Linked DNA regions of Homo sapiens: regions 1, 2, 3, 4, 5 and 7 are each linked to region 6. A link is a loop called in an ENCODE intact Hi-C map of the cell type or tissue named here. Cell type or tissue: ascending aorta. All regions are shown on one strand.

Evidence for each region. Hi-C counts contacts between places; a loop is a spot of excess contacts. Peaks named below come from ENCODE experiments on the same cell type or tissue, not always from the same donor. Only the 100,000 strongest peaks of a DNase experiment are listed, where the experiment ranks them.
Region 1: a loop joins it to region 6, with 10 times the contacts of the local background. A loop is called at or near these places in 71 of 110 quality-filtered maps.
Region 2: it touches region 6 in a loop (3-fold over the local background); 24 of 110 quality-filtered maps call a loop at or near these places.
Region 3: it touches region 6 in a loop (12-fold over the local background); 82 of 110 quality-filtered maps call a loop at or near these places.
Region 4: it touches region 6 in a loop (2.9-fold over the local background); 47 of 110 quality-filtered maps call a loop at or near these places.
Region 5: a loop joins it to region 6, with 9 times the contacts of the local background. A loop is called at or near these places in 99 of 110 quality-filtered maps.
Region 7: a loop joins it to region 6, with 7 times the contacts of the local background. A loop is called at or near these places in 108 of 110 quality-filtered maps.

Annotation. Positions count from the first base shown.
Region 1 is chr1:225,843,570-225,847,569 of GRCh38, reverse strand. EPHX1 (epoxide hydrolase 1) reads right to left here. Exons shown (of 9, transcript NM_001136018.4): 8 at 2,947-3,072; 9 at 2,007-2,424. The coding sequence ends at 2,223. It overlaps TMEM63A (transmembrane protein 63A), which reads left to right. Exons shown (of 25, transcript NM_014698.3): 24 at 357-536; 25 at 638-2,034. The coding sequence ends at 530. Among named protein-coding and RNA genes, the nearest start is that of EPHX1, 35 kb to the right of the region's middle. RefSeq lists an enhancer at 854-1,664. In ascending aorta, a CTCF peak has its summit at 1,597 (motif pointing right); a DNase peak (open chromatin) is centred at 1,649.
Region 2 is chr1:225,552,344-225,556,343 of GRCh38, reverse strand. It overlaps ENAH (ENAH actin regulator), which reads left to right. Exons shown (of 14, transcript NM_018212.6): 3 at 1,261-1,438. Among named protein-coding and RNA genes, the nearest start is that of LINC02765, 87 kb to the right of the region's middle. In ascending aorta, a CTCF peak has its summit at 1,946 (motif pointing left); no DNase peak of the experiment used is centred here.
Region 3 is chr1:225,909,785-225,913,784 of GRCh38, reverse strand. No RefSeq gene overlaps it. Among named protein-coding and RNA genes, the nearest start is that of MIR6741, 10 kb to the left of the region's middle. RefSeq lists a silencer at 2,171-2,360 and enhancers at 2,501-2,550, 2,561-2,620. In ascending aorta, a CTCF peak has its summit at 2,270 (motif pointing right); a DNase peak (open chromatin) is centred at 2,284.
Region 4 is chr1:225,652,458-225,656,457 of GRCh38, reverse strand. It overlaps ENAH (ENAH actin regulator), which reads left to right and starts at 3,335. Exons shown (of 14, transcript NM_018212.6): 1 at 3,335-3,772. The coding sequence starts at 3,768. RefSeq lists a silencer at 3,356-3,485. In ascending aorta, no CTCF peak of the experiment used is centred here; DNase peaks (open chromatin) are centred at 547, 857, 2,487 and 3,237; H3K4me3 peaks cover 2,807 bases; H3K27ac peaks cover 4,000 bases.
Region 5 is chr1:225,770,679-225,774,678 of GRCh38, reverse strand. No RefSeq gene overlaps it. Among named protein-coding and RNA genes, the nearest start is that of SRP9, 5.1 kb to the left of the region's middle. In ascending aorta, a CTCF peak has its summit at 2,184 (motif pointing right); a DNase peak (open chromatin) is centred at 2,208; H3K27ac peaks cover 329 bases.
Region 6 is chr1:225,473,233-225,477,232 of GRCh38, reverse strand. It overlaps LOC124904526 (a long non-coding RNA gene), which reads right to left and starts at 1,266. Exons shown (of 2, transcript XR_007066903.1): 1 at 623-1,266. RefSeq lists enhancers at 1,759-1,848, 3,745-4,000 and a silencer at 1,999-2,238. In ascending aorta, CTCF peaks have their summits at 1,922 and 2,126 (motif pointing left); DNase peaks (open chromatin) are centred at 2,002 and 2,552; H3K4me3 peaks cover 298 bases.
Region 7 is chr1:225,973,979-225,977,978 of GRCh38, reverse strand. No RefSeq gene overlaps it. Among named protein-coding and RNA genes, the nearest start is that of SDE2, 23 kb to the left of the region's middle. In ascending aorta, a CTCF peak has its summit at 1,822 (motif pointing right); a DNase peak (open chromatin) is centred at 1,848.

The DNA.
Region 1 (4,000 bases), 370 kb before region 6:
GGTCCCAGGGCAGCGTTCTAAGCCCCCCTATATAGGTAGACTTGTTTCTTCTACAAAGTGAGAAATCCTCCTAGGATCCAGGGCTAGGAAGTTTAGTTTCCTCTGAGAACTGCTCTCTTGTGCTTCCTTCTGTGATCATGAGAACTGTATAACTGTGCTTTCTCTTTTGCCCTGGCTGCTAGGAAATTCTGCAGGTGTCATATTTTCGGTCTTAATGTCCTAAATGGATGTCGGTGTTTCTTCATATGTCCTTTATGGCCACTGTCTGTGTCCTGTTGGGAGAAGGGCAGGAGGGGAGGGATGCAGTGTGGAAGCTCATGCCTGTCCAGGCCAAGCACAAATCCATTTGCTGACAGCCCTACGTGCCTCGGATTCTGAACGGCTTGGCCTCGGAGAGGACAGCACTGTCTCCGCAGCAGCAGCAGCAGCAGACCTATGGTGCCATCCACAACATCAGCGGGACTATCCCTGGACAGTGCTTGGCGCAGAGCGCCACGGGCAGTGTGGCTGCTGCCCCCCAGGAGGCCTGAGGCTGGGTGAGCTGCTGGCTGGGCCAGGCTCAGGGGAGCCTGTGGGGTGAGAAGACAGGTGAAGCGGCCTGACTCCCAAGTTCATGACTTCTTCCCATCTGTTTTAGGTCTCACTGCTCTGAAAAGACACAACCAGAATGGCCTGGGGCTCAGGCCCTTGGCTGAGTGGGAATGCGTTGGGACTGCCCAGCTGAGCTATCAGGTGCCCATCTTTTCTGGTCCCAGCAGTGGTGAGGAGAGCACAGGCAGGCCTCGCCCCTCCCTTGCTCACCCAGTTTCCCCTCCGGCACAAGCTTCCAGCTCTGCAGCTGGGGTGACATCCCCAGTGGTTTGTCGCCAAGACCATGTGGTGGACTTTTCGCCCCCCAAACTGATGAGTCCGGGAGAATATATGGAGAGAGAGATGTAACAAGGGGAAGGCCTCCTCCCTTCTGAGCACACACACAACCGATAACCAAAGAGATGCTGCAGTCCAGGTCTGAGGTCCCGCTGGCATCCAGCTCCCTGCTCCATGGCCAGTCCCTCCCCAGCCCAGCAGTCCCTCCAGGCTACATCCAGGAGTAAGCTATGGGGAACAGGTTGGGAGGTGGCCAGTGCTCCTGCCAGCTGTGCACACATCTCTGTATCCCGCTAGAGTTCTGTGTTTTTGTATCATGTTGTCAGGGACGCTAGCTGGGTCAGGGTTACCCCATAGCAGGCAGGGACAAGGACCACTCATAATATGCCCATTGGACCACAGTTAAGATCCAGCCTCTCTCACCTCTTCAGGGCTGAGTGCATGAGTCTGCACCTCCAGGCAGGCTCTGTGCAGTACTCACCCCCTCCGTCTGCTCCCTCCAAGGTGTGGGGGTGGGCAGTGCTCAGGGCCTCCTCGGAGCCAAAGGACAGCATGGTCGGCACAGAGGAAGGGGTACCTGGGCTGGGTGCAGGGCCATCCCACTGCCCTTGAGCTGTGGCTCTGGCAGGAAGGAGGGGCAGCCCATCCCTCTTCTCCCTCCTGGGGATTCTGGGGAATGGGATGCAACTTAAGACTTCTGCCTGAGAAGCCTCCTCCCTGCTGCCTCCAGGGGGCACCAAGGCACAAGCCTGTGCAGTAGGGGCGGGATGGGGGTGTGGAAGAGCAGGTCCAGGCTCCTAGCACAACTGGCCTGGGGCCTTGGCACCTCTGTAGGCCCTGCCTGTGCCTGTCCGCTGGCCTGGGGGGCCTGGGCTTATCTGGGCCTTCTCACTCAGGGACTCTCTTGACGCTGACTTGCCCCCGCAGTGGTGGCCAGTGCTGCCTCTGCTCCAAGCTGCCCCTGCGCTGGGAGGGGTGGGGGCGGTGCCATTGGTCTGGTGCAGCATAGCCCTGGCCAGTGGCCTCATCCCCAGCAGGCCTCCCGTGCCTCTGCCAGCAAGGAGGGGCCGGCCAGCTCTGCTTGCACAGGGGGCCCCATGTGGGGTCAGCGCACGCTCATGTCACTGAGTTCCAGCCGCTTTTAGAGTAAAGTCGTTTATCATCAAAGCCATGTTGCTTACCACACGGAGTTGGGGGTTGGGGAGTGAGCTTGGAGGGGTGAGGGGGTGAGCGTGGGCTCCCAGCATGGGCAGGGGACGGAGGCAAACTCATTCCTCAGAAAAGGGGTATCTTCCCCAAGAAAAGCCTGGAGGGCACTTGTGGGGGGAGGTGGCAGGCGGGGGGAGAGGGGTGGGTCATTGCCGCTCCAGCACCGACAGGAACTTGCGGATGTCCTGGGCGAGCAGCTCCGGCTCCTCAAAGGCCGCAAAGTGGCCCCCACGAACCATGTAGGAATAGGAGATGAGCTTTGGGTACTTGAACCTCACCCACTTTTCAGGCGTGTGCAATAGCTCAAAAGGGAAGGCAGAGAAGCCAGTGGGCACATAGACCTTCATCCTGGAAGTGAAAGAGCCGACGGAGGGGTGAGGCTGTGGCCCTGCGCCCCTCCGTCCTGCACAGCAGGGGGTTAAAGCGCCTGGGGGTGAGATCAGCTGGCCCACCCACAAGGAGCCATAAAGAAAAGGACAAATCCAGGGTCTCAACCGCTCTCCCCTCACTGAGGGCCTTCTCTTTTCTGGGAGGGCCACCCAGGCAGGGGCATGGGACAGCCTCTAAATCCCCACCTTTGAGGGTTTCCATGTGAGACTTGGAAATCCCAGAACCATCAGTGCCACTCCAGACCAGCATCCTAGACTGGGGAGCGGTACTGAGGGCCGCCCGGGAGCCAGGCACCTGGTCCCTCCATGAGGGCTTTCTCCAAACACCTCGACCTTTAGTGTTCCCATCCAAGGGCCCCTGGGGCACCTGCAGGCAAGGCTATACTTATCCCACCACCAAGTGCCCTTCGTGGAGCCCAAGACTGGCCGTCCCCCTGCCTCCAGCCTCAGAGGCCCCTGTTCTCGGCTCAGCCAGGCTCACCGCTCATGCTTCTGGGTCATCCAGCCCTGTCCCAGGTTCTCCTTGTAGAAGCGCTGGGAGGAGATGATGGTGCCTGTTGTCCAGTAGAGCATGACGTTGGTCAGCAGGTCGTCCAGGGAGAACTTCCTGGGAACGCAGAACACAAAGCCCCACTCTCAGTGCCACATGCAGTTGTGTGACAAAGGGCAGCCAGAAAGTCCTACAAATGCCAGGCCCTGCCCATGCGGCTTCCCTCCTCAGACCTCATGCAACGTGTGTGGTATCCTCGTGTCACAGGCAGGCTGCGCCCAGGGCACTAGACTGGAGCGCATGGATTTAGTTGAAGTGTCTCTTATCACCCCAAGGTCCTCCCCCCACCCACCTTGCCTCTACACACCTGTCCCCTCTCTCCTGCCACTGACCTCTCCTCCCTCCCCTCAACCCCTGCACCGTGAAACTGCTCAGGGCACCAGCTACTGTGGTGACCACATACCAGGCAGCATGTTCTAAGCTCCTTACCTTCTTTTAATTCATGTTTTCCTCTCAACAGCCTATGGGACATAGGTACTATTATCTCCATTTTACTTATTAAGTGGAGAATCCAAACCTAGCCAGCTTGGGTCCAGGATGCATACTCCACAGCCCCCACCCCACCTTCCACTTTCCCCAGAGCACGCCCTCCCAACCCTACCTTCCTCACTCAAACCCTGAATCTCTAGCAACAGCAGCAGGGAGCAGGGACAGAGATAAAGGGAACAGCCTTTTCAATGTGATTTTGGTGGCAAAATGAAAACTGGTCAATGAAAACTAGTTCCAGTATACACATCACCTCTGTGAACTGGATTTCTGCAAGTTGGCCAAGTGCTTCCATCTCCCTTTCAGCTCTGCCCGCAGCTTGAAAACGACCACGACCACCATTTCCACCCTAGTGTATTCCTGTTCTTTCTAGAACACAGATCTGATCCTGTCTACCTCCTGCTCAGGGATTTGGTGCTCCCTGTAACCCGGGGCCAGAGCTGCAGGAGTGGCCTAGTGGGATAGTCTGGTGGGGCCTCACATCTTGCTCCAGGTATCC
Region 2 (4,000 bases), 79 kb before region 6:
ACAAGCTCTTGTATACTCTTGTGGAAATGTAAATTACTAGAACCAATTTGGAAAGCTACTTGGAATTTTCTACTAGAGCTGAACATACACATGTCCTGTGATATTTCCACTCCTGGGTATATGCCCAACAAAAATGAATGCTTGTTTGTACCAAAAGACATGCAGTAGAAAGTTCATAACATCGCAATTTTTAATAGCCCAAACTGCAAATAATCCAATTGTTCATTAATGGGAGAATGGTTAAATAAATATGATTTATACAAACGACTACCATAGAGCAGTGAAAATGAACAAACCACAGCTGCATGCAACAAGTGGATGGCTCTTACAATTTTGAGGATAAGAGAGCAGATACGTTTAATACATGTTGTATAACTCCATTTATATAAAATCCAAAAACCTACAAAACTCGATTAATAATAGGAAATAAATCTAATGAAAGATACTTAAGACCCCTATATAGATACTCAAGACCCTCCTCAGAATGATATGTTAGTTTTTGGATTTCATATAAATGTAGTAATTTATGATGTTAGAAGTGTGGCTAGTACCTTTTGGGAGGTGGGAGGAGTTAAGAAGAGGGGCTTCTGGTGTTGCTGTTTGATTTCTTAATCAGGGTACTGACTTCATGTGAACATTCAGAGAGATACACTCTTAGGTTGTGTATACTTTTTTGTATTTGTAAAACTTCAGCAAACAAGTTAAAATATATTTAATGAGGAAAATTTTTTTTTGTTTTGCTGATTTACTTTTTTTTTTTTTGAGACAGAGTCTCGCTCTATCGCCCAGGCTGGAGTGCAGTGGTGTGATCTTGGCTCCCTGCTAACTCTGCCTCCTGGATTCACGCCATTTTCTTGCCTCAGCCTCCCGAGTAGCTGGGACTACAGGCACCCGCCACTGCGCCTGGCTAATTTTTTGTATTTTTAGTAGAGATGGGGTTTCACCGTGTTAGCCAGGATGGTCTCAATCTCCTGACCTCATGATCTGCCTGCCTCGAGCCCTCCCAAAGTGCTGGGATTACAGGCGTGAGCCACCGTGCCCGGCTGATTTACTGTTTTATGGCAGACCTTTGTAATCAGCGAAAAGCTTAACTTCTATCAGACTGATATTTGTGTAGATTTTACCCAGATAATTGTTTAAGCAATTTTTGCCAAGGTCTGTTAGGAACACATTTGAATGAATATATACAATCAGCATTTGTTGACATCCTTGATTTTGCCAATTATTGGTTTGACTTTATAAAGAATTATTATTTTTTAGGTCGTGATAAACTGTGCCATTCCTAAAGGGTTGAAGTACAATCAAGCTACACAGACCTTCCACCAGTGGCGAGATGCTAGACAGGTGTATGGTCTCAACTTTGGCAGCAAAGAGGATGCCAATGTCTTCGCAAGTGCCATGATGCATGCCTTAGAAGTGTTAAATTCACAGGAAACAGGTAAGGTGCCCATGGTTTATTTGTATTTTCTTTCTTTTTCCAGAGACAAAGCAAAACTGAAGATTTACTTGTATTCTTGAACTGAAGTGCCATGTGTATGTTAAAACAAATGTTTGTTAACTTTTAGATCTTGTATATATTTGAAGTAGTTTTTGAATTTTTATTTTCTATAGAAATGTGAACTTTTTATTGATGATAAATGTATAATCTAGAAAGATAATCCTGTGAGTTTAGTTCTTTTTAATTCTGTAACCCTTTTATTTGAAGTATTTAGATGGGTTTCATCCTGCTTTAGAAACACTTCCGTTGCAAGTACATGAAGCCCAGAGAATATGCAGTGGATAGGAATTATGCTTATTTATCATCTTTGTGTAAAGAAACACATGTTTTCTGAAAGACATTTTTCAAAGCATGGACTTGAAGTAGGACTGGGTCTCCTTCCCAGTAGGTAAAAATGTGATTCTCGGTTTTTTTAAAGATTTTAGGAGTGCCCTCAGGTGGTATCAGTCATGAATTGCATCTCCTCTGATAGTGCATATTGGTTAGAAATATATATAGAAATCACTTTTTAAAAAAATCTCAATTTTTAAAAACTGTACATATGTCAAGGATAAGCTCAGTTTTGTCTTGGTTTAAAAAATAGAAAAATGTACCAGTGTGTGGTTATTTCTTTGAAGAGAGAGATTTTATAATCAGGAAATAATTGTTATACATGAAAACACAAATATGATTACTCTTGCCTATATTGTATATTTAGTAATGATTTTAATGATATAAATGTACTGTAAACAATATATATTTTAAGAGGAAAGAGTTGCAGTCAGATGAAAATTTGATACTTTGTTGAAAGTGTAGAATATCAAAATCTGTTCAAAATCTGTTATAAATACATTAAACAATGTATATGTTGCCTTATACTAAAAAGGGTTGAAGCATCTAGCTGGTGTGTTAGTCTGTCAAATACTAATTTCAGAGCAAGAAGACATTTTGGGATCTTGCAGAAACTTAAAGTTGTTATGCCTTTAGATGTTTTGTATCAGATCTTCTTTTGAGGAAATTAATATCAATACATAACTTATACATAGGTTGCATATTTTGTCTAGTTTGAGAAAATAAACCACTAGAACTTGGCCTGGTGTGTCTCTAAGTCCAGAAAATAGCATAGGAAAGTCTGTATAGTCTTGTATGTAGGTCATTTCTCTAAGTCTCTGTACTTCTCTCCTAGGTGTCAGTATTTTATTGGCATGCTATCATAGGTATAGAATTGCTTTTCATTTACTGTAGTTTTACCATAGGGAAGAAGCTAGAATTGTGATTCTTTTTTTTTTTTTCTTAATATCTTGTTGGATAGGTCAGTTATGTGATAAATAATTAAGGTACCAAAGTTTGGAGAGTAGACATTTGACTATCCCGTGTTTTAGAACAAACTAGCATTATTTTTATTTCTAAACTTTCAAAAGTGTATCCGTTGATATTAGAAACTAAATGTTACTGATATTAGGAACTTATATTGGAAACTAAATGTTCCTTTTTTAAAAGTAGTTAAAATTTTATTATTCCTCTTGTCATTGACTTTTGATTTTTAGTTTTTAGCCAAATGGAAAGGATTGTTTCTCTCAATGAGTAGTCATATGGTTTGATTTCAAAATGCAAATTTATTTATTTATTTTTTGAGACGGAGCCTAGCTCTGTTGCCCAGGCTGGAGTGCAGTGACGCGATCTTGGCTCACTGCAACCTCTGCCTCCCGGGTTCGAGTGATTCTCCCTCCTTAGCCTCCCAGGTAGCTGGGATTACCGGTGCTCACCACCACACCCAGCTAATTTTTGTATTTTTAATAGAGATGGCGTTTCACCATATTGGCCAGGCTGGTCTCAAACTTCTGACCTCAAGTGATCTGCCCACCTCGGCCTCCCAAAGTGCTGGGATTACAGGCATGAGCCACCGTGCACAGCCTTTTTTTAAATCTTGATCTTTTCAAATTAATGAATCTTAATGTGGAGAGACTCAATTACATTCTCTATTGTAAGGTAATAAGCATTAAGAAACAATGTTCCACATTATAGAAAGTTTGGCAAATAGGAAAATCGGCCATCATTTTACAAGCTACACAAGCATTTTAGTGTGGGAAAAAGGCTTCTTGTTAGATGATTTTGATACTTTATTCTCAGTCACAATCTCAACCACTCATACTAGGGGCTGAGGAAAGAGAGATAATGGTGGAAGAAATGAGTCCATCACAGCTGCCTCCTGGTATTGTGGATCAGTCACTGGCAAGGAAGCTTTTAGTTCTGTAGTTTTTCATCATGGAAAAAAAACCATATAGAATGGCTAAGTTCTAAATAGTCTGATTTACTTAGAAAATGACTGTTTTCATAAATTACTGTAGTTAAATACTATTTCTTATTTTTGATGGCCTTAATTAGTGTGGAAGTAGAAGCATGGGAGAGAGTAAGATGTTAAGAATCAGGGCCGGGCACGGTGGCTCACGCCTGTAATCCCAGCACTTTGGGAGGCTGAGGCGGGTGGATCACGAGGTCAGGAGATTGAGACCATCCTGGCTA
Region 3 (4,000 bases), 440 kb before region 6:
GTAAAAAGGGATTGGGATGGTTATCAAATTTATAACAGTTTTCCATTTTAGGAAGGATTATGTGGATAAATGTTCTGTCCTCCTTGAAAATAAGTGACTGAAAACACATGCTGGTGGGCTGCAGCAGAGCATGTGAGGTTTGGCTGGACATCAGAGACTTGTCAATTGAGGTACTTTGATATTGAGCGACCACGAGAGGCTGAGAAACCAGTGTGGGGTCCGGCGTGGTGGCTCACGCCTATAATCCCAGCACTTTGGGAGGCTGAGACAGATGGATCACTTGAGGTCAGGAGTTTGAGATCAGCCTGGCCAACATGGTGAAACCCCGTCTCTACTAAAAATACAAAAGTTAGCCCAGTGTGGTGGTAGGTGCCTGTAATCCCAGCTATTCAGGAGGCTGAGGCAGGAGAATCACTTGAACCCGGGAGGCTGAGGTCGCAGTGAGCCGAGATCGCTCCACTGCACTCTGGCCCAGACGACCGAGCAAGACTGCATCTCAAAAAAACAAAACAAAACAAAAAGAAACCAGTGGGGGTATGTACCTCTCAGTTACTGCTCCACCCTGAATTCTAAGATATGTGAATATGAAATTAGAATTTCATGTGTAGTATCTTTTCAATTAAATTACAATAAAGATTGCTTTCCTTCTGCCAGTGTAGTTAATGAACTTCTGGTAACAGTAAGAGCAAAGGCCTGAGTTCTAATCCTCACTGCTCAGGTGACTTCAGGTAAGTCATTAGTCTGCTTTGGTTTCAACTTATTATTTCATTAAAATGGGAAATAGATAATACTTGCTCATCCTTCTCTCAGGGTGGTCAGTTGCTTTGGGCAAAGCCTTTGGGTAACCTGGGTCACTGTGCAGCCGGGAGGCCCCTGGGCAGGTGACCATGTTGCTTTGACACAATCCCTCCCCCTTCTACAATCCCACACACTGCAAGCTTTCCTCTTTCCTAAGATGGGAAGCCCAGCCAATGCTCCTTGTCAAGCAACTTCACATATATGACTTGAGGCGTAGAAGCTTTAAAAACAAACACGTGTCTTCTTTTTATGCACCAGATCTGGTTTTACGCATGCAAGGCCCATGATCTCATTTAATCTTTAATAATTATGATGTAGTTATTTGGAAAACTCAGGCTTGGACAAGTTGGGAGCACAGCCAGTGAGGGGAAAGGCCTGGGTGCCAATCCAGGTATGTCTAAAACCAAGACCCGTTTTACAGTGCACTGACCTGACCTTCCATGTGCAGGCACTGCTGCCCTCACTGCTCTCACTGAGGGGTCCTCTGGCTGGAAAACAAGGAATGATCCCCCAAAACTAGGCTAGGTGAGAAGGTGGAGATGTAGGCAGAGGGTGATGCTGTGGGGATCCCTGGATAGGTGCCTGGGAAGAAGGCCCAAAAAACAGGGGGGGATGGGGACTGGCCTCCATATAGCCTGCAGTGGTGTGGGGACCTTGCCTGAGTCACTGGGAAACCCACTCAGAGAAGCAAATATTTTAATTTTTTTGTTTTGTAGAAACAAATATAACCATCATTACTATCTGCTCTTTGAATTAAGGGAAAGGAACAAGAAATGAGCATTTATAAAGTTATGCCATTGCCCGGATCCCCGCATAATGCTCCCTTTGCCCTAAACAGTGTATCTTTCTGCTGAACCCCACGGCCTTCCCCAGTGCCCCGCTGTCTTGCTCACGCCCCATCTCCGGGGCTGCCTCTTCTCTCCCCAGCTCCTTCCTGGGCCATTGGTCCTTGGCATCCTGGACTGTCAGTTATTTTCTCATGAACACAAGTCTTTGCTCTATAGTAGCGCTTCTGGGCTGACAAGGGGCTGTCACTCGTCGCATCCAGCAGGAGTCCCACGGCGATCTGGAGGCACGTAGGGAGGGGGCATCCCCATCCCTGTCCCCATCGCCATTCCCGTCCCCCATAGGAAGAACTCAAGGCACCCATCCAAGATGACTGGGGAAGCCGGTGTCAAAATCTCAGCCTCCAGACTCGAGTCTTCTTTCCCGTTTTCCCCACTCAGCTCACAGAAGAGTTCCTAAGAAGACCCTTGAGGACAGCATTGTATTTTTAGTAAAGACGGGGTTTCACCATTTTGGCCAAGATGGTCTCTATCTCTTGACCTCGTGATCCGCCCGCCTAGGCCTCCCAAAGTGCTGGGATTACAGGCGTGAGCCCCCGCGCCTGGCTAGTGGTTCCTAAAAAACGTCCCTTCGCGGCTCCAAGCGGTCCCGGCCGCCCGCGGCCGAGGAGGACCTCCCCGCGCCGCCAGAGGGCGCCAGGCGCCACAGCCGAACTCCCCAGGCCGCCAGCCCCGGCCTGGTTGGAGAGAAACCGGGTGCAAACCCCAGCCCCGGCTGGGTGCCCACCTGCTAGTTGTGGCAGGTCATTTCCTGAGTTCACATAGCAAAGCAGCTCAGAGTTGGATCTAGGGGAAAGCGCTGGAATCCACGCTCCGCTTCCCCACGCAGCCTCGCCTGTGGCCCCAGCAGCGCCCTCTGCACATGGGAGGTCGGGCAGCTTAGCGGAGCTCCCCGGCCAGGGACTCAGGCCTCACCAGGGGCCCGCGTGTCCAGCCTGACGTGGGCCATCTGAATCGAAATACACCCATCTTGCTCAAGACGAGGCCTAGAGAGTCAGTCACTTTAACGACAGGTGACCTTGGGTGAGTTATTCAACCTCCAAGAACTTATCTGTCAAGTGAGGGTGAGAAGGATCCCCACCTCATGGGCTGAGATGAGGATTCAATGAGATAAAGGCTGGGCTTGGTGTCTGGCAGGACAGCGCTAATAACCAGAGGTTGCTGTGGTGTTGATTATAACTGTTAGGGAAACTGAGGCCTGGAGAGGTTAACTGGAAAGACAGGACCCAGCACCGGAAGTGGGTCAGGCTCCACTCTGGGAGGGTTCAGGGTCCTTGTTCCCCAGGGCACCGCTGGCTCCAGACCTGGTTCCCAAACCTAATTGATCATCTGCCTTTTTAAATTAAGGGAAATAGAGAGGAAACTAGCATTTATTGAGTTCTGTTTCCAACCTTATTACCCTTGACTCCTCAAAATGCTTTTTCTATCTGAAAACCAGACCTGTGCTTAACTGTACAACCCACTGTTACTAGTCACCTCATTTTCTCCACCAGAAATGCCTTCTCCTTGTCTTTTCTGCCTCTCTGAATGTGACAGACCCTCATCTCCCACCCCAAAGCTTGGAATCAGAATCTCTGGAGGTTCCACTGGAGATGCTGACCCTCAGCTGGGTGTGGGGCCACTGCCTGTGGAGCTTGATGAATCCTTGTTAAATTGAATTGAGCTGGTTGTGGCCTGCAGCCAACATTCCTAGGTGTCCAAAGAGATAGACCAGAAAGAAGGTGAAGAGGAAACACTGTAATTACCAGTCAATATATATTTATTTAGATCATGGGCACATAAAATGCAAATTATTCATGGACCAGGACCCCCTATGTTAGGGTGTCAATATCCCGACACATTCAGGGCCAGCCCTGGGAAATGGAGTTCCAGGCAAAGAGAAGCCTCAGGGCATTGTGGAGGTAAGGCTGGTGGGGAGGATAGAGAGAGAAGCTGGACTTCCTATAAACTTGAACTTCCTCTGCTGTGTAAAAATTCAGTGGGGTGAGGTGCAAAAAGCACCTGCCTCAACCCGCCCTGCTTGCATGCACACATTCATTCATTTATTTCAATCCTCACCTATTGAGTGTCCACTGTGGGCCAGACCGGGTGCTACGCATACAATCAGACCTGATCACTTTATTCCCCACTGGAGTTCCTGGTCTGGTGGAGGAAATCAGGATACAAAGAAGTGATTGCAAATTCCATATGACAAGTTAATAAATGGTGGCAGTGAGGAGCACTGGGAGAAGGGAGGAGGTGTTCAGGAAGACTTGGCAGAGAATGTCAGGTTGGACATGGGTTAGAAAAGATGAGGGGAGTTTTCCAGCTGGAGAAGTGTTAAAGGACCAGGGTGCTGAGGAGTGGCACCCTGGGTG
Region 4 (4,000 bases), 180 kb before region 6:
TGCCCAGGCTGGTCTTGAACTCCTGGGCTCAAGTGATCTGCTGCCTCAGCCTCCCAAAGTGCTGGGTTTACAAACCTGAGCCATCATGCCAGGCCCAGACCTAATTTTTAAGCAGAGTTTATGAGAAGAGAATCAGCTTTAATTTTTATTGCCTTAGTGCACTCTCATCCCATAAGAAGGTAGTTTGATATAGTCGAAGGAACAATGGACCAAGATTTGGAAATCCTGAGTTTAAGTTGTGGGCAAGTTACTTAACCTCTCTGGGTCTCACATTTCTTTTCTGAAAAATGAGTGGGCTGGACCGAAGATTCCTTCCATCTCTAAAATTCTTTTATTCTATATGGTAACACATTCCACAGCATTTCCTTTGTGACCAGAATTAGTCTGTGACTTCCTACCTCAAGTATCGCTTTGCACTCTTTGAATGTTAAACCAAATATGAACAAGAAGCAATAACATTTTGTCACAGCCAACAAATTGCCCTTCCACAGAATGACCTTTGGGGGTCAGGCCACCCATTGCAATATCTAAATCCAAAAGGCAATGAATGCTATGACCAACTTGTGAGCTGGCAGGCTGCCATCCAAAAGGATGGAAATGGTTGTAGGCAGCCAAAATTCTTGGCTGGTACATTTTTAATAAACATAGAAAATAAGAACAGCATTTTCCACTTGGATTGCTTAATTTGGTGCCCATACCATTGGAACATTTGCTGTTAGAATAAAGATGATGTGATATATCACTTATTTAGCGCAGGATGGATTAACTTTCACAAATGAGAAGTAGGTTATGGAGTCATCTGTAAGGAATTTTTATCCTTGTTTCTTGTGTCTGGCAGGAGATAGCTTGAGTCATTACAGCACTCTCTCCACCCCTTTTGGCCCTTTGTAAGAGTTTTCCCTGAAACATAAGCTCTGTCGGATTTACTGTATTGCTATGAATGGACTAAGGCAAATTGGTGTGACTTCTCTGTGGTCGAATATGTTTTATTAATACTTTTCCAAGATGGTTCAATATGTCTTAATTTTTCCAAGAAAAAACTCTCCACAGCACATGTTCAAATACTTGAGGTATGTGTTTCAAACTACAGGGAGAAACTTACGTAAGACAATGACCCTCATAGTTGGTAGCTATGATTTTTAATCATGCCTGTTGCACTAATTGATCCAGTTACTTGAGCTCTATGTTTCCCTGTCTCTACTTGCAATATGGCAACTAGAACATTTGACTGGCAAGTTTGTTTTCTCTCCAGTGGTTGGAGATCCTTGAATAAAATGCCCTCTGTAATGGTAAGCTGTAATTAGATATGTGGGTGGAAATTAGCGTTCTTCAAGTACACCATGTTTAAGGCAGAGGCATCATGCTTTCTACTACCTGAGGCCACCTTGATCCTCTGCCATAGCTCCGGGTCACTGCTTCTATAGGGCTGTTGGTCTAAGGCTGCCGGTTCCAAAAAGAAAATAACTCGGTATTGAGCTCTGAAACCAGGAATTTTATTTATTTATTTATTTATTTATTTATTTATTTATTTTTTAGATGGAGTCTCGCTCTGTCACCTAGGCTGGAGTGCAGTGGTGTGATCTGAGCTCACTACAACCTCCTCTTCCCGGGTTCAAGCGATTCTCTTGACTCAGCTGGGATTACAGGCGTGCACCACCACGCCCGGCTGTTTTTTTATTTTTTATTTTTAGTAGAGACAGGGTTTCGCCATGTTGGCCAGGCTGGTCTGGAACTCCTGACCTCAGATGATTCGCCTGCCTCAGCCTCCCGAAGTGCTGAGATGACAGGCGTGAGCCACCGCACCCGGCTGAAACCAGGAAGCTTTTTTTATGGTTAAAAATGGGCTACACAGTTCAATTATAGACAAATCAGGCATTGACCACGGATCACTATAACCTGTCTTTTCATTTGGAAGTGTACATTATCCCAACCTTCCTAACTATCTTTTGAATGGTACCTGCATCTTAAAACAAAACACCAAAACTTTTGAATGGATTCCTGGAGTCATGGTAGGTCCTCCATTTTGGATGAGATCCTTCAGCAATAGGATCCCTGTAGCAACAACCCTTTTCTATCCTCCTCACCTTTTATACAGAAAGTACATCCCTGTCTTCCGGACTAAAAGGGGGCCGTAATTCGTACAGTTAAAAATTTTATTATTGGATTTGTTTTTAGATTTAAAAAAAACCGAAAACAAAACCTTCAACAACGATCAATTCTGGCTTCCTGGATGCCCTCCTCCCCGACTTGACTTGAAATGAAATTGCCTCGCCAGTATTTTATATCTACTTTTTAAGGGAGGTGACTTCAAGACCATTGGGAATGACGAAAAATTTAAAATTATCATTAGTTCCTCTCTCTCCCCGCCCCCTGCCCGGGATTCCCTCTTTGCTAATGACGCTGGAAAGCGGCTCCACTGGCTGCGTTTCTCTTCTTCCACTCTTGCGGCAACACACTGTTCCGCGCGCGTCTCCCGGCGACTGCGTTTCCCCGAGAGTCGGCTGCGTTCGTTTGGGGATGAAGTCATCCCTATACCTAGTGTGCACATCAACTCGTTCCATCGGCGCAGCACGCTGGGATTCCTCGGGAAGAAAAGGAGCGAAGGGAACAATGATGACCATATTTTCCATTTATATGCCCCTCCTCAACTCCGCAGGAATCGCTGGGCGCAGCCGCGGCGAGGGCGGGCAGTTGGGCTGACCGGGATGCCCCCCGATTCCCTCATCCCCGTCCTGAGACCGCAACAGGGCGGGCTGAGCACTCGCCCCGCGCGAGGGCACCCGGCCGCGAGCCGACCCGGAGTCTCCTGGCCCGGCCCTGTGCCCAGTCACGCGTCCAAGCTCCCCACGCCGGTGCCTACGGGTCTGGCGCCCAGGAGGTCTCGGCGCCTCGGTCTCCGCACCGTGGCCGTGGGGGAGGCCTCGGAGCTCCCCAAGCCTCTGGGGAGCGGGAGGCGACGGGGAGGGGGCCGACGGTCAAGGACAACCACGGGCGAGGAACCCCGGCCGACAACTGGCCGGAGGTGTTGGGCGGGAGGGGGGGGTGGTGGCCCGCCCGAATCCCAGAGGGGTGCAGGGGGCGGGGTAGGGAGGCAACAAAGAGCCTCTCTCCGCCGCCGCCGCCGTCGCGCTCGCTCTCTCCCAGCCTCGCTCTCCGCAGTCCGGCGGGGGCCCGGCCGCCGGCGCGGGGGAGTGCGCCCGGCCCCCCGCCTCCCCTTTCCTCCCCTCCCCCCGCACCGCCCCCTCGCCCCCGGGGGAAGGAGGGGAGGAGGGCGGCGCCTGCGTGTTCCTCCGCCGCGCGCCCCGCCTCCTCCCGGGTTCCTCGCGGCGATCCCGACTCTCCTCCCGCGGCTGCAGCAGCTGCCGGTTGCACACGGCCTCGGCGGCGGCGCGGCGAGCGCGGGCCTGTGGAGCGGCGGCCGGGCGCGCGGCCCCGGCGGGCACCCCTCAGAGGGCGGCCGAGGAAGCTCCGGGAGGAGGAGCAGGACCACGAGGAGGTGGGAGGCGGCGGCCGCCTGGGGACCAGCTCCGCGCCTCGGCCTCTCCGCCCCCTCCCCAGCCTTTCTCTCGCCCTCTTCTCCCACACTCCCGGCCGGCGCCTCGGCTTTGTGCGAGGAGATGGTGTAGCCCCCTGGCCGCCGAAGGAGGAGCCGGACACTTGTCTCCCGTCTCCGAGCTGCTCCCCACCCCTGGAGGAGAGACCCCCCCCTCGGCTCGGCGCCTTCTGCGTCTCCCGGCTGGTGGGGAAGCCTCTGCGCCGCCGGCACCATGAGGTGAGGGGCGCGCGGGGCGGGGGCCGGGCGGGCCATTGTGCCGCGGGAGCCGCGACCCCCGTTCTCCTCGGACCCCGCCTTCCCTCTCCCGGCCCGGCGCGTCTCCCCTGGTCTCCGGTCTGTTCCTCCCCCCTCCGCCTTTTGTCCCTTCCAATTTCTCTTTCTTTCTTGGAAACCTCCCCAACCCGTGTGGTTTGGGGGTCTCGCTTCATCGTTCTCTCATTTTTC
Region 5 (4,000 bases), 300 kb before region 6:
TTGCTACAAAGGACATGATTTCATTCTTTTTTTTTTTTTATGGCTGCTGGATGCATCCTTTAAACTAGGTTATTCCTTTCCTGCTGTGGCTTCTGAAAGGCTATCAGAGAGTGTCCTTTATAAATTGCTCACACATGCACAATGTCAGAAAAGGAAAAATTCCTTTCATTCCCAGTCAAGAAGATCAGGGCCTCTGTACCCTTTGTGGTTATCCTTTCTGCTTCATTTTCACACACATATCTTATTTGAGCTTTCAAACAACTCTGCCAGGGTGGTCAGTGAGCCTTATTACAATTCCAAAAATCTGAAAAGCTCTGGAAAACAAAAGTATCTTGGTAACTCCATTAGTAGAAAATGACCTGACCTCAAGTAAGGTTGCTTAGTCTTTATTTGTTTCACTTGGTGTGTTTGGTTCCAGGGTGGGGCACAGACCCTGCTGGTGGTATTATGTAATATACCACATGTGCACTGTATCACCTTTCTAGGATCCAAAAGGCTGTGAATTCTGAAATACGGGTGGCCTCAAGGATTTCGGACAAGGGATTATAGTCCTGTGCCACTCTCCTTTACAGGTGATGAAGAAACCAAACCTGAAAAATAAGTGACACTAAACAGATTGGCCCCAGACTTTGCTCCGGATTGTCCAGCAAATGGCAAAAGCCAGTGGATGTTAATCATAACCGGAAGTGACAGGATTAATTTTGATTTTTAGAAAGTGTAACTAGTAGAAATACAGAAGCTAGATCGGTAAAGCAGAGCCTGGGTGCAGGGTCAAAACCAAAAGCCCTTGCACTTTTCCTTATGTTCACCACCTCCCGCGATTGTGTTCATGTCTTTGCCTCCCATTCCTGATCCCATTTCTGATCCCATTTCCCATCCCATTTCCACTGTATCTACCCTCTCACCCCAAAGTTGCTTTCATGGGTTCACCAGCTGACTATTATATTACCCACTCCAGCAGACATCTCTCAATCCTTTGTGACTAGATTATTCAGCTGTATTTGAGGCCACTGGCCACCCTCTAATCCCGAAAACTTCCCAGACCCCTGGCTTTTTTGGCCCCATTCTTTCTCGCTCCTCTCTGACTTCTGCTCTGGCTCTGTCCTGACCTCCTCTGCCTCCCCTGGTTCTTCAGGATTGGGATCCCAAGACACCAGCCTCTGGTTTTCACCTTCTCTAGTTCTTCCTGGACAATACCCTTTGAGTTTTAACCCCAACCTCCATGCTATGAGGCTCCTGGATTCCTACTTCGTCCAGGCTTCTTCCCTGAGCTTCAGATTCATATATCCCACTGCCTACCAGGTCCACAGCTAACCCCAGAGTTGAATTGTGGAAGGTGAAAACAATTTCTCACCAAATCAAAATTTCTAAGCTGTAAATGTGATGTCTCTTTAAAAAAAAACAACCTATTTTATTATTACTGTTGGCAAATTATTAGTAACATGCATATTCAACCACCAGAATTCAGTTAACTGTGTATGGCAGACCTTTTATAGGCCAGTCATTGTGCTGGGCAAGGCAATTTACAAGCTAGTGAGGTCAGGGGCAGAGATAATAAGGCAAGTTCACAAATGCCAATAGCTGAAGCTGGAGAGCGCGTCAAAGCGAGGGAGGGAGCAGTCTAATCCCTGAGGCTTGGCAGTACCTGTGTTCACTTCCCCTCCCTTTACATCCTGTTCTGTATCTTCCCAAAGGTCTGCGGAGGCATGCAAGAGGAGGAAAGTTTGGTGGTTGTTAAGATAAAGAGGAGTGACTGTTTTTGAACTCTTTCTTTTGCTTAAGTTTTGGTGCCTCTTTGTTTTCCTCAGTTGTCTTCTAAAAACAATCAGCACTGTAGCTGCTTTAGACTAAGAACATATATAGGTCCTTAAATGGATTCTTATATTAATAATCATAGTACTAGTCCGAAGTGCTGCTGGCTTGCCAGGAATGTGTGTCATGTTTATTTTCACTTATTAAATATTTATTGACCCCGCTATATGCCAGGAGTGAAAGAAGACATTGTTCCTCTTGTACTTCCCAAGTTTCATGGATTCAATGCAAGGCAGACAGGGTAAAACAAACCTGGTAAGAGAAGCCAACCAAGAAACCGGTTTGCCCAGGAGGTTGTGTCCCAGATAGGGAGGGAAGGAAACCTGAGGGAGTCCTGACACCAACGTGGGTCTGGGGCAGCTTTGATTCAGTGTCCAGTGGAGGGCAGTGGTGTGCAGACAGTCACACAGAGACAGCCATCCCGGAGGGCTGACTCCAGCCTTTCTGGAAGGAAATGGTCGCCCATTCAGTACATCAGTACATACACCCAGCTTAGCTGAAATCATGTTGGTGGACTTGTTTACCTTTTGCTCAATCTCAACACTTCCTTTCACAAGGGCTCTCATTTGATTACCAGGAATCTCCAATCCAGTTTAATTTATTAATTCCTTACTGAGCACCTAATCCGGGCCTGTCACCCTACCAGGGGTGCTACAATGACTACAAAGATATGCACAAGAAGCTTACAAGTAATGAAAGCAGGGGAGGGTGCAGGGATTAGGCAAGTTTACAAATAATCAAAACTGAAGGCAGAAATAAGCATGGATGAAGCACCTACCATAACAGGGCACAGTACACTGGGGTTTCAGAGAGGCCTGACCATTTCCTACCCTCATAGCTGTTTGGGGAAATCAGGAAGTAAACCAATTACAAGATAGAACAATATAAAGTGTCACTGTATGAAATGCCGAAAAATGTTCTTCCTTGTGTATGTGTGGGAGCAGCCCAGAGCTGACCCCTAGGGACCCACATTCAGCACTCCCTAGGGGATTCCGATCAGAAGCCCTGGAGCAAGGATTGCAGCTGGGGTGGGGGCCGGGGCTGAGAACAGTGGGGAGGGAAGGGCAAAGAAGGCAGGGATAGAAGTCAACCTAAGAAGGTTGGGCATGGTGGCTCACACCTGTAATCCCAGCACTTGGGAGGCCTAGGTGGGTGGATCACTTGAGGCCAGGAGTTCAAGACCAGCCTGACAAACATGGTGAAACCCCGTCTCTACTAAAAATACAAAACTTAGCCAGGTGTGGTGGCGTGCACCTGTAATCCCAGCTACTCTTGGGAGGCTGAGGCACGAAAATTGCTTGAACTTGGGGGGCAGAGGTTGCAGTGAGCTGTGATCACACCACTGTATTCCAGCCTGGGTGACACAGCAAGACTCCATCTAGGAAAAAAAAAAAAAAAGAAGTCAACCTAAGAAATATAGCCCCTCCAAGGGGGCTCAAGGGACCTCTAGACCAAAGACTGTACTAGCACCCTCATGCCACCCCTACCTACTAAGGCATCCCCCAGGGACATCTCAGAGTTCCTGGAGGCTTCTGTCACTGCCCCAGTTGCACCCCACTCCAAGAATGTGATCATTTCTATACTTTGGGTAGGTAATGATCCCTTTTAGGTGAAACAGATTTCAAGCCGAACAAACACCTTCAAAAAACAACAGAGGAAAAAAAATCTTGGTTTTTTTTCCCAAGGACGTTGAGAGAAAACAGGCTCAGATGGAACCTTGGGTATCGCAAAGGCCACCCTCAATGCTGCCTCCTCTGGGGGAAGCTGGGTCAGGCCAGGTCACACCCTGTCCAACCTCAGCTGCTGGCTGTTCTAGAGACCAGAGGCCAAAGGTGGGGGCACTGAGATTCCTGAGGTTCCTGGCTTGTCAGTTTCATCTGAAACTGATTAAAATGAAATGCAAACCCATATGGCTGGGAAGAAAAGGTCAAGATTTTGCCCCCACCTCCCACCTCCTCCCATCCCCTTCCCCTCCTCCCCTCCCTCCCTAGTCCTCAGCATGCAGCTCTCTGGCTGAATCCCATCACCGCTCCAATTTCCCCTTCACCCGGGCAGCCCCGCACTGAACAGAAACTCCGCAGAATGGCCCCATTGTAGACCAGACAAACCAAAATAGCAGCATCTTCTGTTCTCCGCCTTAGAGAGATTCACTTAAAATCCCGAAGTCCCAGATGTGGACGACAATGGA
Region 6 (4,000 bases):
CACAGTCATTTCAACCTCAGGGACAATTTTAAGTAGCTTTTCTTCTCTCTCTCTCTTTCTCTTTTTTTCATGGTCTCACTCTGTCACCCAGGCTGGAGTGCTGTGGTGCAATCTCAGCTCACTGCAACCTCTGCCTCTCAGGTTCAAGCAATTCTTGTGCCTCAGCCTCCAGAGTAGCTGGGATTACAGGTGTGTGCCACCATGCCCGGCTAATTTTTTGTATTTTGGTGGAGACAGGGTTTCATTATGTTGCCCAGGCTGGTCTTGAACTCCTGCACTCAAGCAACCCGCCTGGCCTCAGCCTCCTGAAGTGCTGGGATTAGAGGCATCAGCCACGGCGCCCGGCCCCTCATGTTGCTCTTTTGGTTTGGATTAGTCTGGACTTTCCAGAGAAGCAGAACGAAGAGGATGTGGTGTGCATATGTTTTTCATAACAGCACTAATCCCATTCATGTGGGCTTTACCCTCACAACCTCACCTCCTAGAGGCCCCACTTATGCACACCATCACCTTGGGAGTTAGGATTTCAACATGTGAACTTTGGGGGAAAATAAACATTCAGACATATACATACAAGTATATTCAGACACACACACACACTTGTGATAAGGAATTGACTCACTTGATGATGGAGGCTGCAGTGTGAGTTGGCAAGCTGAAGACCTGGACAGCCAATGGTGTAGCTCCAGTCCAAAAACCAGCAGGCTCAAGATGTGAGACGAGCTGAAGTCTCAGTGCAAGTCTGAAGGCAAGAAAAAATGATGTCCCAGCGCAAGCAGTCAGGCAGGTAATGTCCTTCTACCTGTGGGAGCGTCAGCCTTTTTGCTCTAGCAAGCCTTCAACTGATTGGACGAGGCCCACCCACACCAGGGAGGACGTTCTGCTGTTCTCCGTCTGCCCATTCAAAGGCAAATTGCATCCAGAAACACCCTCACAGCCATGCCAGAATCATGTCTGACCAAATGCCTGGGCATCCCATGGCCAAGTCGACACTGAAAATGAACCTTCATGGATATGTGATGGTCTTCCCTTGGCTGACAAGGACCCAGCAGGCACTTTGGAAATGGGAGTTTCCTCGACTTTAGGCCCAATCAGAATGCTTCCTTGGCCACCAAGAGGAAGGGGAACTGTGACCATTTACTGCCATTTCCCATCCGGCCAGAAAGAGGTGTCATCTCCATTTCCTCACCAAGGGGAAGGAGAATTATTTTTATTTTTTGAGATGGAGTTTTGCTCTTCTCACCCAGGCTGACAGTGAGTGCAGTGGCCCGATCTTGGCTCACTGCAACCTCTGCCTCCAGGGTTCAAGCGATTCTCCTACCTCAGCCTTCTGAGTAGCTGGGATTACAGGTGCGCACCACCACGCCCAGCTAATTTTTGTATTTTTAATAGAGACGAGGTTTCGCCATGTTGGCCAGGCTGGTCACCGGACCCCAGGTGATTCTCCCGCCTCGGCCTCCCCCAGTGCTGGGATTACAGGGGTGAGCCACCGCGCCCGGCCGGGAGGAGAATTCTAACATCGGCTCTGGATCCGTCTGTTTGTTCTGCAGTTCCCGCCAAAGCCAGACTGCTTCCTTGACCCTCCATGGAGGGGCAGTCCTGGGAGTTCGCAGGCTCCCGGGCGGGGCATTTAATGGAGCAGAGGGCGCCCCGGGCAGGGTGGATGGTACAGGCACCTGGCCAGGAGGAGCACATGAGGTCCTGGGCCAGGACAGGCCTCAGGAGCAGCTGATGAGAAGACACTGCTGGGGAGAGGAGCTGGCCTCGACCCCATCGAGTCCTTGGAGGTGGTGGGTCTGCTGTACTCTGTGCGGTGTCATTTCCATCCTTTCCAAGGCTGGCATCACTGCTTACACCATCCCACCAATCTCACCCAGCCTGCCCACCTGCCCTCGTCCACCGCAGCCGGGCTGGTGTGGGGATTTGCAGGCAACCACTCGGATCCTCCCAAGGGAGCGGGGAGAGTGTGGAGCAGGGAAAGGCGGCACGTCCCAAGGCCGCAGGCGTGCAGGTCCGCTGGGCGCCTAAGGCCAGCCGGGTTCTGCCGGGGCCCAGGGCCTGGACGGTGGCGCTCGAGCGACCCCTGGCGGTCATGCTCGGCAGCGCGCCCCGTCCAACGCGGGTGCGCAGCGCCCTCTGCCGGCCGACGGGCGTCCTTGCCTTTTCCCGGCCTCTCAGTTTGGGATTGGAGGGTACTGGTAGGATCCTATTTCACAGCTGAGAGACGGAGGCACAGAAGTGAAGTAATGCATCCGAGGCGAAGCTGACTGAGAAAATACACGAATGCAGGTATTCTGACTGAAGAGTCTGCATGAAGTCCAGGGTAACGAATATGACCTTTGGTTATGTCAACAAATGTGTCCACAGAGCCTTTTTTCTCCGCTCAGCTGGTCGGCTGGTTCCACGGAGCTGTGTTGAGCCCTGGGTACCCCACTTTTGAAGTTCATCAGCAAACTACAACATGTTCAGGTTGCGTGGTGAGAGTGGTGGGGGACTCCAAATCCAGTCGTATGAGGAACAATGGAAAGAATGGGGTGGCAGGTTTCTTCAATCCAGAACATTCCACTGGCCAGGGCTGTCCTCCGGAGGAGGAAGCATCCTCATGAAGTGGACATCCTACTCACCAGGGGCCTAGAGAGTGCCGGGCTGGCCACTTGCTGACTGGTCTGGAAGAATTAGAATAATTATGGGAAGGCCCTTTAAGGTGCTCACAAGCCTCTTTAGGAGACACAGGTACTAATCATTAGGAACGAGGCAGGAGGCATGCATGGCCAGTGCTGTGGAGTGGGCACGAGGCTGTCTCGTCTCTTCACTGGGCAGGAGGGGAATCATGAGGTCAGAGCGCTTCGGGAAGGTGGGCGCGGCACAGGGTTCTGGCTCAGCCCTGCTGCAGTGTTGGGTCAGAGGCATGGATACCACCTGTGAGGTGGAAACGGATGGACAGGAGTGTAGAAGACAGTGCCACAGGCGGGATTCTCCAGGAGGCCAACCCTGAGTCAGAGTTAGGAGAGCAAAAGATTTATTGGGAGCCAGGCACGGTGGCTCACGCCTGTAATCCCGGCACTTGGGGAGGCCAGGGTGAGTGGATTGCTTAAGACCAGGAGTTTGAGACCGGCCTGGGCAATGTGGCAAGACCTTGTCTCTACAAAAAATACAAAAATTAGCTGGGCATGGTGGCTCGCACTTGTAATCCCAGCACTTGGAGAGGCCAAGGCAAGCAAATCGCTTAAGTCCAGGAAAATTTGAGACCAGCCTGGGCAACATGGCAAGACCTTGTCTCTACAAAAAATACAAAAATTAGCCAGGTGTGGTGGTGCACACCTGTTGTCCCAGTGTGTCCGGAATTGGTGGGTTCTTGGTCTCACTGACTTCAAGAATGAAGCCGCGGACTCTCGCGGTGAGTGTTAACAGCTCTTAAGGTGGTGCGTCTGGAGTCTGTCCTTTCTGATGTTAAGATGCGTTCGGAGTTTCTTCCTTCTGATGGGTTCGTGGTCTCGCTGGCTCAGGAGTGAAGCTGCAGACCTTCGCGGTGAGTGTTACAGCTCTTAAGGCAGCGCCTCTGGAGTTGTTCGTTCCTCCCGGTGGGCTCGTGGTCTTGCTGGGCTGAGGAGTGAAGCTGCAGATCTTCCCGGTGAGTGTTACAGCTCATAAAAGCAGCGTGGACCTAAAGAGTGTGCAGTAGCAAGATTTATTGCAAAGAGCCAAAGAACAAAGCTTCCACAGTGTGGAAGGAGACCCGAGCGGGTTGCTACTGCTGGTTCTGGCAGCCTGCTTTTATTCTCTTATCTGGCCCCACCTACATCCTGCTGATTGGTAGAGCCTAGTGGCCTGTTTTGACAGGGTGCTGACTGGTGCATTTATAATCCCTGAGCTAGATACAAAGGTTCTCCACGTCCCCTTAGTTAGATACAGAGTATCCACACAAAGGTTCTCCAAGGCCCCACCAGAGCAGCTAGATACAGAGTGTTGATTGGTGCCCCCTGAGCTAAACACAGGGTGA
Region 7 (4,000 bases), 500 kb before region 6:
TGCGAGCCTCAGTGAGGAAACAGTGGGCTTGTTGTGGAGTTTATTCTGCAGCCCTCCAGCCTGCAAACATTAATTGTGCATGTCTGATTAGTAAAACATTTGGGGGTGCACCCCACATGATGTCACTCATCTGTCAGAGCCCTCCATCGGCCTTGGAGTACAAGCCCACGCACTTGCAGTGGCCAGCAATCCCCTCTCAGGCTGCACGCCTCTCCCCTCTCTGACCTCATCTACTCCTCCTCACTCCACCACAGCCCCCGGGGCCTCCTTGCTGTTTCCTGAACCAACCAAACACACTGTGCTCCCCTGGCGTGGCACAGACTGTCCCTCCTTCCAGAACAGTCTTTTTCCAGACGTCCCCAGGGAAGACTCTCTCACCTTTCACTCGGTTTAAAATGGCAACCCCCACCCCCATCACTTTCTTTCCTGACTGGTTGGTTGTTTTGTTTTTTTGAGACAGCCTCGCTGTGTCGCCCAGGCTGGAGTGCAGTGGTGCCGTCTCAGCTCACTGCAATCTGTGCCTCCGGAGTTCAAGCAATTCTGCCTCAGCCTCCCAAGTAATTGAGACTACAGGTGTGCGCTACCACGCCCAGCTATTGATTGATTGATTGTATTTTTAGTAGAGACGGGGTTTTGCTGTGTTGGCCAGGCTGGTCTCAAACTCCTGACCTCAGGTGATCTGCCCATCTCGGCCTCCCACCGCGCCTGGCCGACAGTTTTATTTTTTTGAGATGGAGCCTTGCTCTGTCGCCCAGGCTGGAGTGCAGTGGCGCGATCTCGGCTCACTGCAAGCTCCGCCTCCTGGCTTCAAGCAATTCTCCTGCCTGAGCCTCCTGAGTAGCTAAGACTACAGGTGCGTGCCACCACGCCTGGCTAATTTTTGTATTTTTAGTAGAGACATGGTTTCACTGTGTTGGTCAGGCTGGTCTTGAACTCCTGACCTCGTGATCCGCCCGCCTCGGCGTCCCAAAGTCCTGGGATTACAAGCGTGAGCCACCGTGCCAGGTCCTGACAGGTTTTGTTTTGTTTTGTTTTGTTTTAATAGTACTTATTACCCCTTATCATATTTTTTTTTTTTAGTTAAATGTCCCTCTCCCCTCAGAAAATAAGCTCTGCCAGGGCAGAGAGTTGATCTGTTTTATTAGTGCCGGATACCTAAAATGTGCTCCATGAATATCTATTGAATGAATCCAGTGTACTAACATATTTATAAAACAACAAACAGAATTCCAAATAAATTCATCATCTCTCAACAGACCACATGACATGTCCACTGGGGTGTATGTACCTGCTTTGAAACATTTGCTTGTAGAAATGTGTGTCTTTTAGCCCGGGCGCGGTGGCTCACGCCTGTAATCCCAGCACTTTGGGAGGCTGAAGAGGGTGGATCACGAAGTCAAGAGATTGAGACCAGCCTGGCCAACATGGTGAAACCCCGTCTCTTCTAAAAATACAAAAAAATTAGCCAGGCGTGGTGGCAGGCGCCTGTAGTCCCAGCTACTCGGGAGGCTGAGGCAGGAGAATCACTTGAACCTGGGAGGCAGAGGTTGCAGTGAGCCGAGAACGCGCCACTGCACTCCAGCCTGGTGACAGAGAGAGACTCCTCCTCAAAAAAAAAAAAAAGAAAGAAATGGGTGTCTTTGAAGGTGGTTGAGGAAAATGACTGGGACTTACTGTTTTACCAAAATCTGAGAGCAACTGAAGTGAGTGCATGAGTGGCAATTCTGTAGAAAGGGATTCTGTTGAGTCGCTCAACACCAGCCAACCATTAAAAAGGTTACCTATTTCTGAGGAAGAGTCTTCCTGTAACCACTAGAGGGCGCTGTGCACTAACAAATGCCAGCCAAAGCCGTCAGGGAGAGACTGCTGGGGAAGGTGGGGAGGAGGTGGCGCGGCAGTGTTGCCTGGCAGTGGGGTAGCAGGTAGCAGGATGGCCAAATCCTGTGAGACCCACCTTTCCCCGTCCCTACACTCCCCTACACACCATAAGTGGCAGACTGATGATTAGGTGCAGCTGGCCTGGGGTGGACTAGGCCCTGTTCTTTTTTTATTTATTTTTTCTTTTTTTTGAGGCGGAATCTTGCTCTGTCGCCCAGGCTGGATTGCAGTGGCAGGATCTCGGCTCACTGCAAGTTCCGCCTCCGGGGTTCACGCCATTCTCCTGCCTCAGCTTCCCGTGTAGCTGGGACCACAGGCGCCCGCCGCCACCACGCCCGGCTAATTTTTTGTATTTTTAGTAGAGACGGGGTTTCACCGTGTTAGCCAGGATGGTCTCCATTTCCTGACCTCGTGATCCGCCTGCCTCGGCCTCCCAAAGTCCTGGGATTACGGACGTGAGCCACCGCGCCCGGCGCCCTGTTCTTTCTGATTCCTTAATTCTCAGATTTAGCTTCAGTTTTCACTGTACAGGTGGTGAATAAATCATTTAGTCTTGCTGAATATCCCATAACATTATTACTTCTGTCCTCAACAAACAACGTTATCTTTAATCATTTGCTGTTGTTTTCCGCTAGAGGAATTTCAGTGTCTGTGTATACAACCATGTCTTTATTTTTGTGTTATCAAAAATAAATCTGGGGCCGGGTGCGGTGGCTCATGCCTGTAATCCCAGCACTTTAGGAGGCCGGGGTGAGCGGATCGCCTGAGGTCAGGAGTTTGAGACCAGCCCGGCCGACACGGCGAAACTCCATCTCTACTAAAAATACAAAAATTAGCCAGGCATGCTGGTGGGTGCCTGTAATCCCAGCTACTCAGGAGGCTGAGGCATGAGAATTGCTTGAACCCAGGAGGCAGAGGTTGTGGTGAACCGAGATCACACCACTGCACTCCAGCCTGGACAACAGAGCCAGACTCCATCTCAAAAATAAAATAAAATAAAAATAAAATAAATAAATAAATCTGGGGGTATATATAGCTGTGTTGTGTATAGCTCTGACATATTTATTTGTGACTGGCCCCTGCATTTCTCCTTGGTGGGAAATGTACGTGTTGACATTAGGATTCAACTCAGTTATTACACCCAACCTGAGCTGCTCTTAGACCAGGCAGGCAAAAGAGGCCTCTGCCCAGAGTCTGCATCTAGAAAAGACAGAAACACAAGGCTAGGGGAAGAGGAGGACAAAATCCCAGCCCACACCCTGGAAATTCAGAGAAAAAGTGGCTGCTTTTGATCTAGGTTCATCTCCCCAGGTCATCCTTAGTTGGTGTTCAGGCAGACGGGGTCCAGGAGGTGCCCTTCCTCCCCAGCTCCATTCACGTGGGTGTAGTTAGTGGGGCTGCTAGAACTGCCTGGAAGTCCTGAGTGGGCACAGCAAGGTGTGGGGAGGGGACTCGTCCGCCCAGCTTCCGAGGAGTTGACAGATCCTTCAGGCCAGGCCCGGTACTGTGGCAGCGCTATTTCACGGGCTGTGTTTCTGTGGTTGCTCAGGACGATGAGGCTGTAAGGTGGGCCTCCCCGGCTCCAGGCTCCAGTTTTGTCTTCATGTGAAGAGCCTCAGGGCACATACTGACCAACATGACCAAAGTGAGCATCAAGCCTTACACTCAGAAAGTATATTTATTTGAATAAAATATCACTGTTAGACACTTTGGGAGGCTGAGGCAGGAGGATCTTTTGAGTCTGGAAGTTCGAGACCAGTCTGGGCAACGTAGTGAGACCTCATCTCTATTAAAAATATGGATAGATAAATAGATAGATAATTACTGTTATATTTTTGTATATTGGAGTTCTATGTAAGATTCTATTTACAAAAGCATTCACTGATAAAATTGAAAGTTTGCAGGCATTAATTTTTATATCACTATACAGAAATATGGATTTTGGAAAAATGGATAGCTCTTAACTGAGTAAAGTGGGAAAAAAGATGAAAAATGATTCTGAGATATAAGAATGAAATATTGCACCTGTTGTCATGTTAGAAGAGGAAGGACATAAAATTTTTGTAGAGATTGCAAAATCATTAATGCAAAAACAAAGATTATGCCTAGGAAAAAATGACAA